2 separate regions of the Homo sapiens genome follow, and region 1 is linked to region 2. Evidence: chromatin loops called from intact Hi-C (ENCODE). Cell type or tissue: PC-3. All regions are shown on one strand. Links, peaks and the distances in the headings refer to the core of each region. The heading gives the core; the rest is flanking DNA. Region 1 overlaps ESR2 (estrogen receptor 2). Region 2 overlaps SYNE2 (spectrin repeat containing nuclear envelope protein 2).

The links. A loop is a pair of places that touch in the nucleus more often than their neighbours do. Peaks named below come from ENCODE experiments on the same cell type or tissue, not always from the same donor. Only the 100,000 strongest peaks of a DNase experiment are listed, where the experiment ranks them.
Region 1: it touches region 2 in a loop (1.8-fold over the local background); 1 of 110 quality-filtered maps calls a loop at or near these places.

Annotation. Positions count from the first base shown.
Region 1 is chr14:64,250,573-64,257,136 of GRCh38, reverse strand. All of the region lies in intron 6 of ESR2 (estrogen receptor 2), which reads left to right. Among named protein-coding and RNA genes, the nearest start is that of ESR2, 41 kb to the left of the region's middle. In PC-3, for the core only: no CTCF peak of the experiment used is centred there; a DNase peak (open chromatin) is centred at 3,276; H3K4me3 peaks cover 820 bases; H3K27ac peaks cover 1,239 bases.
Region 2 is chr14:64,071,734-64,078,297 of GRCh38, reverse strand. It overlaps SYNE2 (spectrin repeat containing nuclear envelope protein 2), which reads right to left. Exons shown (of 116, transcript NM_182914.3): 53 at 4,162-4,330; 54 at 2,198-2,353. Among named protein-coding and RNA genes, the nearest start is that of MIR548H1, 20 kb to the left of the region's middle. RefSeq lists an enhancer at 3,608-4,109. In PC-3, for the core only: no CTCF peak of the experiment used is centred there; a DNase peak (open chromatin) is centred at 3,087; H3K27ac peaks cover 1,125 bases.

The DNA of each region.
Region 1 (6,564 bases), core at 970-5,969, 180 kb before region 2:
ATCTCACACTTGCAGGGCAGAGGATGATAGCATCATCAGCTCCTTCACTGGGTCAAGAACCAGAGAAGGAGAGAGTTGGGTCCAAGGATTCAGGGTCCTGTGACTCATTTTTAATCTGTGGTGCAGCAGCATTTACAGGCCAGCGCTTTAATAGGGGACTGTATCCCGTAGGTATGTGGCCACTATGTGTATAAGTCGACACAGATTTTTCTCCATTAAAAATTCCATTTTCAGGTTATAATCTTAAGTTGTCCTGCTGTTTTTTGTACCTATAGTGACCAATTATATCTGGAGCTTTCTGGACAGGTGATAAAATTCTTAGAAATGTGCCAAGTTTATTTTCACATGCTTTAACTCACTCTTTTGTTTTTTTTTGTTTTGTTTTGTTTTGTTTTTTGTTTTTTTTCTGAGATGGAGTCTCTCTCTGTTGCTCAGGCTGGAGTGCAGAGGTGCAATCTTGGCTCACTGCAACCTCCGCCTACCGGATTCAAGTGATCCTGCTGCCTCAGCCTCTCAAGTAGTTGGGATCACAGGTGTCCACCACCATGCCAGGCTAATTTTTCTATTTTTAGTAGAGAAGTGGTTTCACCATGTTGGCCAGGCTGGTCTTGAACTCCTGACCTCAGGCGATCTGCCCACCTCAGCTTCCCAAAGCGCTGGGATTACAGGCGTGAGCCACCATGCCCGATCTGCTTTAACACATTCTAATGCATGTACTATATAGCATTTTTGGCAATAGCGGTGGAAGGAAGGGTTACTAAAACTATATGAAACTTAACAGAAAATGGGACATGATGCTGTATCTTGGTTGTGTTTGATTTTCTTTTAAAGATGACACAGAAAAGGAAACAATTTTTAATTGACTTAGGTGAACTGTTTATGGAGGGAAAGCTGGACTGTATAAAAATACTCAAGCTTTTTAGCAGGAAAGTAGAACACCCTCTTGGTGTAAATTCGAGCAGTTCGAAATCTTCTTGGAAATTGATTTCCACATCTCTTTTATGGAAAAAGTGCTAGGTTGAATGTTCAGCCACATCTGACTCTGCATAGCGTGGGAGGATGCCTAGTGTCTACCCCAACTCTTGCATTATAATCCTGTTACCACTTTAGATCATCAGAAGACCCTGTGTTACACAGATGAAGAGTGATGCCCCAAGGTATCAGTCCCCATTCTGCCTTTTGTCATGGTTGACAATGTTATTAAAAGAGCACTGTTCTGCATAATGGTGTTTTGATAGAGAACAGATCCTCTGAGAAGAGCTGGAGGACTGATGTGACTTGAACAGGAGCAAGCCCAGGTGGTAAACCATGGAGGGAGGCTCTGGAAGACCAGAGAAGTTCAGGGCACAAGACCCTTCAGTAACAAACAAAATAGTTAACCTATTGGCTTGTATGTGCTTGGCAGCACCTTATGCATTTAACTTATGTCAACACATTTAATCTTCACAATCTTCCTGCCCCCTTTGAGGGAGTAGGATCCATTATTATCTCTATCATTCAGATATTGGAAATGGGAGATTGAGAAACCTGCTTACAGGTAGGATAATAGGTGGTGGAGCTGGACTTGGGGGGTTGCCAAATGGCAAACTAACTCTCTACTTTATTCTACCTGTTGTTATGGGTGACAATGTTGACAAAGAGCACATTCTGCAGAACAGAGATGTTTTGGTAGAGAACAGCCCTGTTTTACTTGTAACACACTGCAGAAACCCACTCTCCCCACTGTCATCTCAGGGTACCATGTCGCAAGGCAGGCTGAAAAGCCAAGCACCTAGCCAAGCCATTGCTCTCATTCATTCATTGTATTCTGCTTGGTGTTTTAACTGGGGCCAAATATACATATGTATAAATATACACATATAATTTTCCTTGAAGTTAGTCCTAGGAACACATTCCATCCCTTGACAAATAATTTGCAGACTTTAGGATTATTTTATCTTTTGTCTTGATTTCTAAATTGATGCCAAATTTAGTGTTTATTTTTGGTGACTATTTCATTCCTGGTTTTTAGTACAATTAACTCTCCACTCTCCCATTTCTCTGTATGCGTTCTTTAATTCCTGTAATTGTGTGTATACATTACTATAAGTGGACACAAATCCTGGAAAAATATTAGGCCTACCTTTTAGTTAATAGAAGAAAAGTTATTTTTCTTACAAATTATTTCTAATAGACTTACACTGCCTTTATAACTTAAGTGAAAGTATTATGTTGTAAAACATAAATCTAGTATATTTGATTGAGTATAGAAGAGGAATTCTTGGGAATTGTAAATGCATTCATGTTGAGCAGGCATTTTTTTTTTTTTTTGGAATGACTACTGGTGTTTATTTGTTGTTGCAATTTCTAGTAGTTTTTGTTTGTTTGTTTTTTGTTTTTGAGATGGAGTCTCGCTCTGTCACCCAGGCTGGAATACGATGGCATGATCTCAGCTCACTGCAATCTCCGCCTCCCAAGCTCAAGTGATTCTTGTGCCTCAGCCTCCTGAGTAGGTGGGATTACAGGCATGTGCCACTACGGCTGGCCAATTTTTGTATTTTTTTTTTTTTTTTAGTGGAGACGGGGTTTTACCATGTTGGCCAAGCTGGTCTCGAGGTCCTGACTTCAAGTGATCCCCCAGCCTCAGCCTCCCAAATTGTTGGGATTACAGACGTGAGTCACCACGCCCAGCCTACAGTCTCTAGTATTTTTAACACATTAACTTTCTGAAGTCTGGAACTTGAAGTCTAAGATAGTTCAGTTACTTAGTCCTCTCTTATACAAATGAATATACTTTTATGTAATAGGTATATTTGTAGAGGAGTTGCTCATTCAAAAAGTCAGGAGTCATGCTCCATAAAGACTTCTATTACGACTCTTTTTTGCAAAGTGAAGGGAATCTTCACACCATTTGAAAATAACTGTCTTCTGCTGGATTGTCCTAGCAGAGCTTCTTCAAGTGGTAATATGGCTGAATAAACAGTGAATACAACTAACAGTTGCCCATTTGTGGATACTGAAACTATAATTTCTGTTTCCCTTTATTCTTGTTGAGGTGTCCACAACAAGAAAACTTGTGTCTACTGAGGATGAGAGGAAAATCTCATTACTTCAGCTTATTTCTAAGCATTTAGTTTTTCTTTTACTAACCACTAAATTCATCATAAATTCACGTGAAGATCTAAAGAACCTGACTGTCTAATTGCTCAAAAAAAAGTCACATATGCAAAGACATTTTTGTGTCCTTAGTATCAACAGGCAACTGACTAATGTTAAATTATTAGTCAGAGGAAGTTTGTATCTGGCTTGGATCCCATTGTGGACATTTGCAGATAGGTCCGTGGAATTGTATATGTATAAATGTCTTGAGTTTACATTCACATTAGTTATTTGTATGCTAAATTCCTTCAAGATAACCACCGAATTTTCAATTCCCAATTCTAAGCCTTAAACACTCCCTGCCATTGCCATACACACAGAGGTAAACCATGGTCTGTACCCAGGTGTGTGCTGCGAGCAGAGATATATATATATATATACACACACATACATACACACACACACACACACACACACACACACACACACACACACACAAATAGTGTACCCCTAAGGGAGGCCCACTCATTCAACATTTTGTTGTTGTATTAAACAATATTCTTCTTTAGGCCAGGCACGGTGGCTCACGCCTGTAATCCCAGCACTTGGGGAGACTGAGATGGGTGGATCACCTGAGGTCAGGAGTTCGAGACAAGCCTGAGCAACATGATGAAACCCCTTCTTTACTAAAAATACAAAAATTAGCTGGGTGTGGTGGCAGGCGCCTGTAATCCCAGCTACTTGGGAAGCTGAGGCAGGAGAATTGCTTGAACCCAGGAAGTGGAGGTTGCAGTGAGCCAAGATCACGTCATTGCACTCCAGCTGGGGCGACAGAGCAAGACTCCATCTTAAAAAAAATAAAAAATAAAAAGCAATATTCTTATTTTATAAAGAGTGATTATTGGCCGGGCTCGGTTGCTCACACCTGTAGTCCCAGCACTTTGGGAGGCTGAGGTGAGTGGATCACTTGAGGTCAGGAGTTCAAGACCAGCCTGGCCAACATGGTGAAACCCCTTCTCTACTAAAAATGCAAAAATTAGCCAGGCATAGTGGTGTGTGCCTGTAATCCCAGCTACATGGGAGGCTGAGGCAGGAGAATCACTTGAACCTAGGAGGAGGAGGTTGCAGAGAGCAGAGATCATGCCACTGCACTCCAGTCTGGGCATCGGGGTGAGACCCTGTCTCAAAAAAAAAAAGTGATTGTCAAGTAATAAATTTGATATGGTTTGGCTCTGTGTCCCCAGCAAATCTCATCTGAAATTGTAATCTCCACGTGTCAAGGGAGGGATCTGGTGGGAGTGATTGGATCATGGGGATGGTTTCCCCCATGCTGTTCTCATGAGAGTGAGTGAGTTCTCACAGGAGCTTATGCTTTAAAAGTGTTTGGCAGCTCCCGGCTGTCTTGCTCAGTCACTCGCTCTCCTGCCTCCATGTAAGATGTGCCTTGGTTTCCCTTTGCTCTCTGCCATGATTGTAAGTTTCCTGAGGCCTCCCCAGCCATGCAGAACTGTGAGTCAGTTAAACCTTTTTTCTTCATAGATTACCCAGTCTCAGATAGTGCTTTATAGCAATGTGAAAATGGACTAATACAAAGATATTCCATGTTATTACTGATTTTATTTAGTAGTTTATGGACAGATAGTGTGCAAAAATAAATTTCCTGAGTAGGTCAGTTTGGTTGATACATTGTTTCAATATTTTAACATTCAAATCATATGCCCTGTTTTTGTTTTTGTTTTTTTTTTTTTAGAGACGGTCCCGCTCTGTGGCCCAGGCTGGAGTGCAGTGGTGCCATCACGGCTCACTGCAACCTTGGGCTCCTGGCCTCAAGTGATCTTTTGCTTCAGCCCCCTGAGGAACTGGGACTATAGGTGTATGCTACCATGCCTGGTTTATTATTATTTTGTAGAGACAAGGTCTTGCTACATCGCCCAGGCTGGTCTAGAACTCTTGGCCTCAAGTGATCCTCCCACTTTGGCCTCCCCAAAGCACGAGGATTACAGACATGGGCCACTTTACCCAGCCAGCCCTGTCTTTAATTCAACTCTTTTAACCCTGTCCTAATTTCTTACTCATAATTCAGTTTCAATCTAAAATTATAAAATAAATAAAATAGATGTCATTAATTTAGAGTCTTTACTAACTTTGTTCTGTGTAACTCATCTGAAAGACCTTTACTGGGCTGTCATTTACGATGTCTTATACTTTATTGCCTCTTCATTTCTCATTTATTTTGTTGAAATGTATTTGGTTTCTGCAGACTGTGGAGTGAATAAAAATATTCTAACTTTGCCACCCCTTGAATGAAATGGTTGACTGTCACACCTGCTTAAAAAGAAAGCAATCAGACCTAGTTCTTTAGACTTTGTTTAGAAATTAACTTTCTCCATGAGTTATGTATGGTCTGATTACTGTGAGGGACAGCCTTTATCAGGGTTTAAAATACCTCAGTATGCCAACCCTCCTCCCATTTTTGGAACATAAATTTGCAGTGAAAATGGCATATATTTTAATGAGGAAATGATACCAATTTCAATATTGAGGAACTAAGGCACAGGTACTTCTGGAAAATAGGATTGATTTCAGGTGGGTTCCCTTACCATACCACTTGGGGAGGGGTGTGTGTGAGTGTGTGTGTGTGTGTGTATGTATTGTGCATGTGTGTATAATCCCACATCAGCACAGAAGAATAAAGAGATAATCAAATATCAATGCAGGAGTTGGTGGGTTTTTTTGTTTTTTTTTTTTTTTGCCCCATAGAGATATTTTCAAACTAGCTTTCCTTAGTATCAAATGTCCCCAAGTCCAACAGTTACAATTTCCAATAATTAATTGTCCGCAGGCAAGGTGATTCAGGTGTTTTTTGTGTTATCTCTGTGCAGGGCTTGTGTTGTCCTTACTGGATGCCTGCATCAGGTTGCCTGGGAGAGCCTAGAGCTGGGGAGGTGGAAAGATGAGGCTTCCTGTAGATTTGGCACTCTTTGCCCAGTGCTCTGGATTCTCTAAGACGGCCTTTTCCTATGAGTGACTTCCAGGGGGCACTGGTGTTTTGTCACTTAACCTGTGTACTTATAGAAAATTGCAGGTGTTTACAGAATTTATGATTTAGTAAATTTAGTAACTCAGTAATGCTCATATACCAAAGTGAGCAATTTGCATGCTTGTAGCTCTGTGTGAGCGAGTCTGGGTGGGAGAGTGTGAGTGCTTCGGAATGCAGGATCCCGGTGAGTGCCATGTACGGCAGGTAATGGGAAAGACTTCTGCAGGACTGGTGTATCCAGTGGTGTCAGAGGCTCTTCCCTGAAATACTGCCATCGCTGGAAATGCCCTGAGTTCGGGGAAGGAGGAGGGGAGCAGCCAGCTCTTTGAAGACCTCAAGGCCCCTTCAGGGGCTGCTAGAGACTAAAAATGGAACTCGCATAAACCCACTGCCCTTTCTGTGTGCTGCAGGCTTTTGGGAGCAAAGGGTGGTTTTGTGACAAAATC
Region 2 (6,564 bases), core at 952-5,951:
AATAAATGGCAGGTGTGTTTACTTCACCTTTTAAATCTCATCTTAAATAAAATAAAAATTGGTTTTTTATTTGTACTGTAATACATGTATTGTAACATGTATTACAGATATATGCTGTGTTGGGCAAAATTACTGAGTGGATTGTGTGAAACATTTCCATATGGATCAAATGATATAAATGAATTCCTGGGGGATAAATTATTTTTATACAATCTTTCCATTTTATGAGAATCTATCTGCATAGATCTGTTTTCAGTAAAACCAAACTTACTCTCAAGCTGACTTTTTTAAAAAAATGTAATTCCAATCATAGTATTCATTTGGGTGAAACAACCTTCTAAAATTGCTATTTCTTGAGGATGCACAGAGCTTAATTATTCTCTGTGTAACCATTTGTAGATGTTTTCCCAGCCATCAGAAACTTAGCTACTGAACAGCGTAATTTTTTTTTATCTAAACGATTCTCTTAAAAAGAAACAAAAAAAACCTTGAGCTAGGAAAGATAATAAATGAATGTTGAATGTATCACTTTCCAAATACCTGACTGATGTGTGTTCTTGTTTTGCTATTTGATAAGGCTTTCTCCAAGCAGCTACTAAATAACCAAATAATACTTTATGCTTTTGTATAATCCTTTGTTTTGTAAATTAAAAAAAAAAACAACTCTATCTGTATAACCATTGAGACTAAAATCATCCTGTGCAGACAGTATACAGATGCTGAAACTGTAACACAGACTAAATGACTTGCTACAGTCATATGTCAAGGAAGTAGCTGAACTTGTCCCAAGAAGCGCCCAAGTCCCTAGATTGAGTCCCAGGCTCTATTCACAATATCAGGCCTTGATACTTTTATATCATGTCTTTATTCCCCAGACCATACTGCAGTCAATATTATTAGAAAAAAAAAAAATCCCACTTTGGTTCCATATTAGCTTTTCATGGCTGGCTGTGTCACAAATTACCACAAGAAAAGTTTTCTGATATTTTGAGCACTTATTCTCCTGGCAGAAATGTATACCATTGAGATACATTAGGACAGATCATGATTTAGGAAACATATGTAGCCATTTGAATTATACACAATGTTACTATGTCTGTCCCCCGGGATCCTTGAACTTCCTTTAGCTGTATCACACAATAAAAATTAGTTGCTGTTTGTTACAAATATAGAGGGTCATAGCGGAAATTTTCTACCTTGAATTTGAACGACTGATTTTGATTATTAATTTACTCTGCTAGGGATTTTCATAAGTATTCATGAGCATAACATTTAGTTTCTCTCAAAATATTTAGTATTTTCCTGAAATAAAATCAATAGTAACGAGATCCTTGAGAAAGTACGAAATAGGTTTTCTTGTGTGTTAACTAAAAAAGATTTGTTATAAATATACGTTAAGAGTTTACATGTTTTTTACATGTGAGATTTTCCTGAGAAATCTGTCATAGAATTAATGACATATTCTAGCAACTAAGTTTGAAATCTGAATTTTTTGTGTTTAAGATCTATTTTATTTATCAAGTTGTAAGTATTCTAGACAAAAAAAAAAAAAAAAAATCCTTCTGTGGATACCAGACCAAACAGAATTTTCTTCTGTTTGATATGGGCTGTCTTTCTACAATCTAATCAAAATATCTTGCTAAGCTCCTATGTTTCTAGTATTATAAAATATTTTCCACCTTTTCTTTAAATCTGGACTTTCAGGTATAAAGATTTGCTCAGGTACTTTTCATGAGAATTCTGTTAACATCATCGTTAGACAGACACTACATACTAAGTGCTATTCCTAGTGAGTTGTGAAATTTGTATTCTTATTGCCTTAGTTGTAATGTCAAAATGTTTCAAAGAATGTATTTTAAAGCAAAGTATTAACATCCAAAATGTTCAAGTGGTTGTACAGTGGTTGTACAAAAGCAAACAAAACCAGTAAAAAATATTATATAACTGTATTATAAAATGCAAGAGAAGAATAAGCATTTTGACAATTAAATACATATAAATCATCTAATTCTGTTATCTTATGTCACATATTTAGAGCATCTTTATCTTAGCATTCAATAGACACGATGGTCACTTAACTCTTAAAAGAAGTTATAGCTGAAATCCTGGCAAATGGAATTTGACATTAAATGATATTTTCCTCCTGATAGTCATTCAGCTCCGTAAATAATAACAGTAGTACAGACATTATTATTACCTTCTCATCTATGTCTTCTAAAGCTTTTCTGCATTCTTCCACCTGGGATTCAATCTCTGCAGGGACTATGGTGTACATTTCGGAATACTTGATTCGCAGTTTTTCCATAATATTCTCAAAAGTTAGTTTCCCTTTCTTAAGGATGCTTTGAAGCTCCTAAAAGCATTAAGAGAGTTGCAATACTCACGAGACTGGGGGAAAAGTTTAATTCTAAAAAGTGAAAGCAGCCTTCCAGCACATCCTTATGATTTAAAGGAGTGCAGTTTGCATGACAAAACCCCACTAGTGATACAAGCTGATTAAGCCCCAGAGACACTCAGTTTAGTCAGATGATGCTTTCTAATTTGTAAGAATTAAACTTGATATCTCTTCATAGTGTCACACCATTATCTAGAAAAGACATTACAACACCCCCTGCTTCTAAAGTACCTTTAGGATTTAATTGTATCTCCATTGCAGTCCTGATCTAAAAAGCTGCAAGCAGCAAAAAAAAAAAAAAAAAAGTTTCAAAGAAGTTTTTTGTTGTTGTTTTAACGTGTTGCTATTTCTACTTCTTCCTCCATTATCATCACAATGATTTAAGGCCACTAAAAGCCCCACACTTGGAGCAGAAGTGTCTACTTTCATGTAATTAGACAGCCCTGCAGAGCTCAACTGCTTTCAAAAGGGAAGGTTCCAGTTCCATACAAAGAATGTAGGTTTTTAGGAGATAAAAGAAACCTGAACAAATAGTCTATTGGTTGTGGCCTAGAAACCAAATCTGATCTACCTTCTCCTGCAGTAATTATAAAGGAGAAACTCATTTGTATGGGAAAGTTTCCCAAAGATCAAGTGGAAAAATACTTCTTGACTTGACTGTGGCTTTTTTGTTGTTTGTTTTGTTTTTACAGTAGCTGTTCAGTAGCATTATTTGTGTTCATGGATTGAGTCACTGTACTGAAGAATGATTACAATTTTAAATGACTCTGTAATGTGTCATTGTTTTCCTTTTCTTAATCCTCAGCAGAGGACAAATCTAGAGAGAGAAAGTTAGAGAACAATGCCATTCAAAGATGGGGTTTAATAAGTAAGTGTCATCCCGTTTTATCTACACCTAGTCCAGGAGTACAGGCTTTCATTCAGAGGTACACTTAGAAGGCTTCCCCATGAAGACTGCTTCTTTACTTTCCAATATAATAACCAAAAGTTCTGTTTAGACAGCATGTGACTTTTTTTTTTTTGAGATGGAGCCAGGCTGGATTGCAGCGGCACGATCTCGGCTTACTACAACCACCACCTACTGGGTCCAAGTGATTCTCCTGCCTCAGCATCCCAGTAGCTGGGATTATAGGCACACGCTACCATGCCTGGCTAATTTTTGTATTTTTAGTAGAGACGGAGTTTCCCCATGTTGGCCAGGCTGGTCTTGACCTCCTGACCCCAAGTGATCTGCCTGCCTGGACCTCTCAAAGTGCTGGGATTATAGGTGTGAGCCACCATGTCCGGCCAACACGTGACTTTTGAATAAACTTCCAAACATACTTTTGGGCTGTCACTATTGGACTGGAATGAAAGAGGAGATTCTTCTGAAGAAATGAGATTCCAGATGACCTGTAGGGTGTACATAGACCCTGTCAGAGACAAGGCGCCATGTCCTACTAAAGGAGTAATGTAACATACTACTTAAGAGTGGTCTGAGGCCCTTGTTCACCAAACACACTGGAAACATAGTTGAAAGAAGGCTGCTTGGTCCAGACTGGCCTACCTTCCAGCCTTGTTTCAACTCTGTTCTCTGCTCTCCAGCCACACTGATCTTCTCCCTTGGTTCTGCCCATACCATGCCACAGGGCCTTTGCCTATGCCTCTCTCTCTCTCCCCAGACCGCTCCCCCAAACCCAGCCACTGAGTTATCTCTACCCCAAGGACTTTGGATACAAGACTGTGGGCCTGTACCTGCCACATTCACTAATTCATTCCTCACTTACCTCAAATTGTTCTGACTTTTCTGGGTGATCCTGGAATGCCATATTTTGGAATGAAGTTGTGGTCTGTTGAAAGAAATTCTTCAAAGCAATTATCTCTTTTGTGAAGGAATGTCTTTCTTGGATTTCAGTCTGCACCAATTCTTTATTTTTCTGAACTTTCTGAAGAAGCCTAAAAGAGAACGTCAAAATATAATTGTTTCTTTATCCTGCTCTTCTATGAATAAAATGAAACAGTTTTATTGCAACAATTAATGAAATGCCTGAATAGCTACTAAAGGATGGTTATTTCCTCTAAGAAAAAAAGTAACAATTTTCAATAATGGATGTACCACATATAAAAACAGGTACAAAATCTACCACTTAATCAAAAACCTCTCCAAATCTTTCGCCTCAAATACTCTCTTTTCACACTTTACACTGTAACTGACATTTCTGTCCTCTCTTTTTCTCCACGTAATCCTTGAGCTCACATGAAAATGACTTAGAGGTGTGAATGGAATCACAGGTGGGCTCTTGGGGACAGACAATCCCACTGGGCTTCTTCTCTTAAGCTGACCCATTTTGCTATGGATGCAGCAAATATCAGAAGAGGCACTGAAGTGGGTAAAATCTTTCCTGAGGGTTATTTGGTAAGTATCTATGATATTGTGATATAATAAATATATACTTGATCTCTGCTGTAGTTCCTGAGACAGAGCTCTTAATACCCTTGTAGATAGGAGTGCTAGCTAGGAGAGTCTTTTGTTCTAATACTTGATTTTTGACCAGTTCCTGACACAGAGCTCCTAAGCCCTTTGTAATTTCCTGAGTGATAGGAGCATCTTTAGTTCTAAGAAGGCAACTCTAGGTGGGATCCTGAGTAGCCTCAGGATGAGGGCTGGTTGCCAGGGGAACCAACTATGTGATTAAAAGGTTGGAACTTTCAGTACCACCCCTACCTCCAACACACACCCCCAACCTCTGGGGGAGGGGACAGAAGCTGAAGGTTGAGTTGATCGCCAATGGCCAATTACATAATCAATCATGACTACATAATGAAGTCTCCATAAAAAAACCCAAAAGACAGGGCTCAGAGAGCTTCTGGATTGCTGAAAGCCTGGGGGTTCCACCACCTAGAGAGAGCAGGGAAGCCCCAGGCCCCTTCCTATACCATGCCTTAGGCACCTCTTCCATCTGGCTGTTTATCTGTATCCTTCATTATATCCTTTATTAATAAACTGGTAAACATGAGTAAAGTGTTTTCTTGAGTTCTGTGAGCCACTCTAGCAAATTAATTGAACCCAAGAAAGGTATCAAAGGATCCCTTGATTTATAGCCTATCAGCCAGAAGTGTACCAGCGGGGCGCAGTGGCTCACGCCTGTAATCCCAGCACTGTGGGAGGCCGAGGCGGGCAGATGACCTGAAGTCAGGCGTTCGAGACCACCCTGGGCAACATGGTGAAACCCCTCCTCTACTAAAAATACAAAGAATTAGCCGGGTGTGGTGGCACATGCGTGTAATCCCAGCTACTCAGGAGGCTGAGGCAGGAGAATCGCTTGAACTCAGGAAGCCGAGTTTGCAGTGAGCCGAGATCATGCTATTGTACTCCAGCCTAGGCGACAGAGCAAGACTCTGTCTCAAAAAAAAAAAAAAGGAGAAGTATAGGTAGCAACCTACTACTGATGATTGGCATCTGAAGTAGAGGTCCTCTTGTGGGATGGATTGAGCCCCCAGCCTGTGTGATCTGATGCTGTCTCCGGGTGGATAGTGTGAGAAATGAATTGGTGTCTGCTGGAGAACTGCCTGATGTGTGGGGAACCCCCATAACCAACATGGTGTCAGAAGTGCTTTGTTGCATGGTGTGTAAGGGTAGAGAGAAAAAACAAGTTTGCTTTTTCTTCAGAGCACCTCTAGCCATAAAACTACTATATTCTTTGACCCAGTGATTCTACTTCTCACTATCTTTCTCAATGAATTAGTCACAGATGAAAATATAGATTCTGGCATAAGAATATTCACTGCAGTGTTGTTATGAAAATTAAAAAAAAGTAATTTAAAGATTCCTTATTAGGGGCTTGGTTTAACACATTATGGCATATCTTCATGGTAGAATATTATACAGCTAGTTACATTTTTTATTTTTATTTTTTGAGATGGACGTTTCAGGCTGGAGTGCAATGGCATGATCTCAGCTCACTGCAACCTCTACCTCTTGGGTTCAAGTGATTCTCTTCCCTCAGCCTCCTGAGTAGCTGGGATTATAGGCGTGCGCCACCATGCCCGGCTAATTTTTTGTATTTTTAGTAGAGACGGGGTTTTACCATGTTGACCAGGCCAGTCTCGAACTCCTGACCTCAGGTGATCCATCCACCTTGGCCTCCCAAAGTGCTGGGATTACAGGCGTGAGCCACCATGCCCGGCCA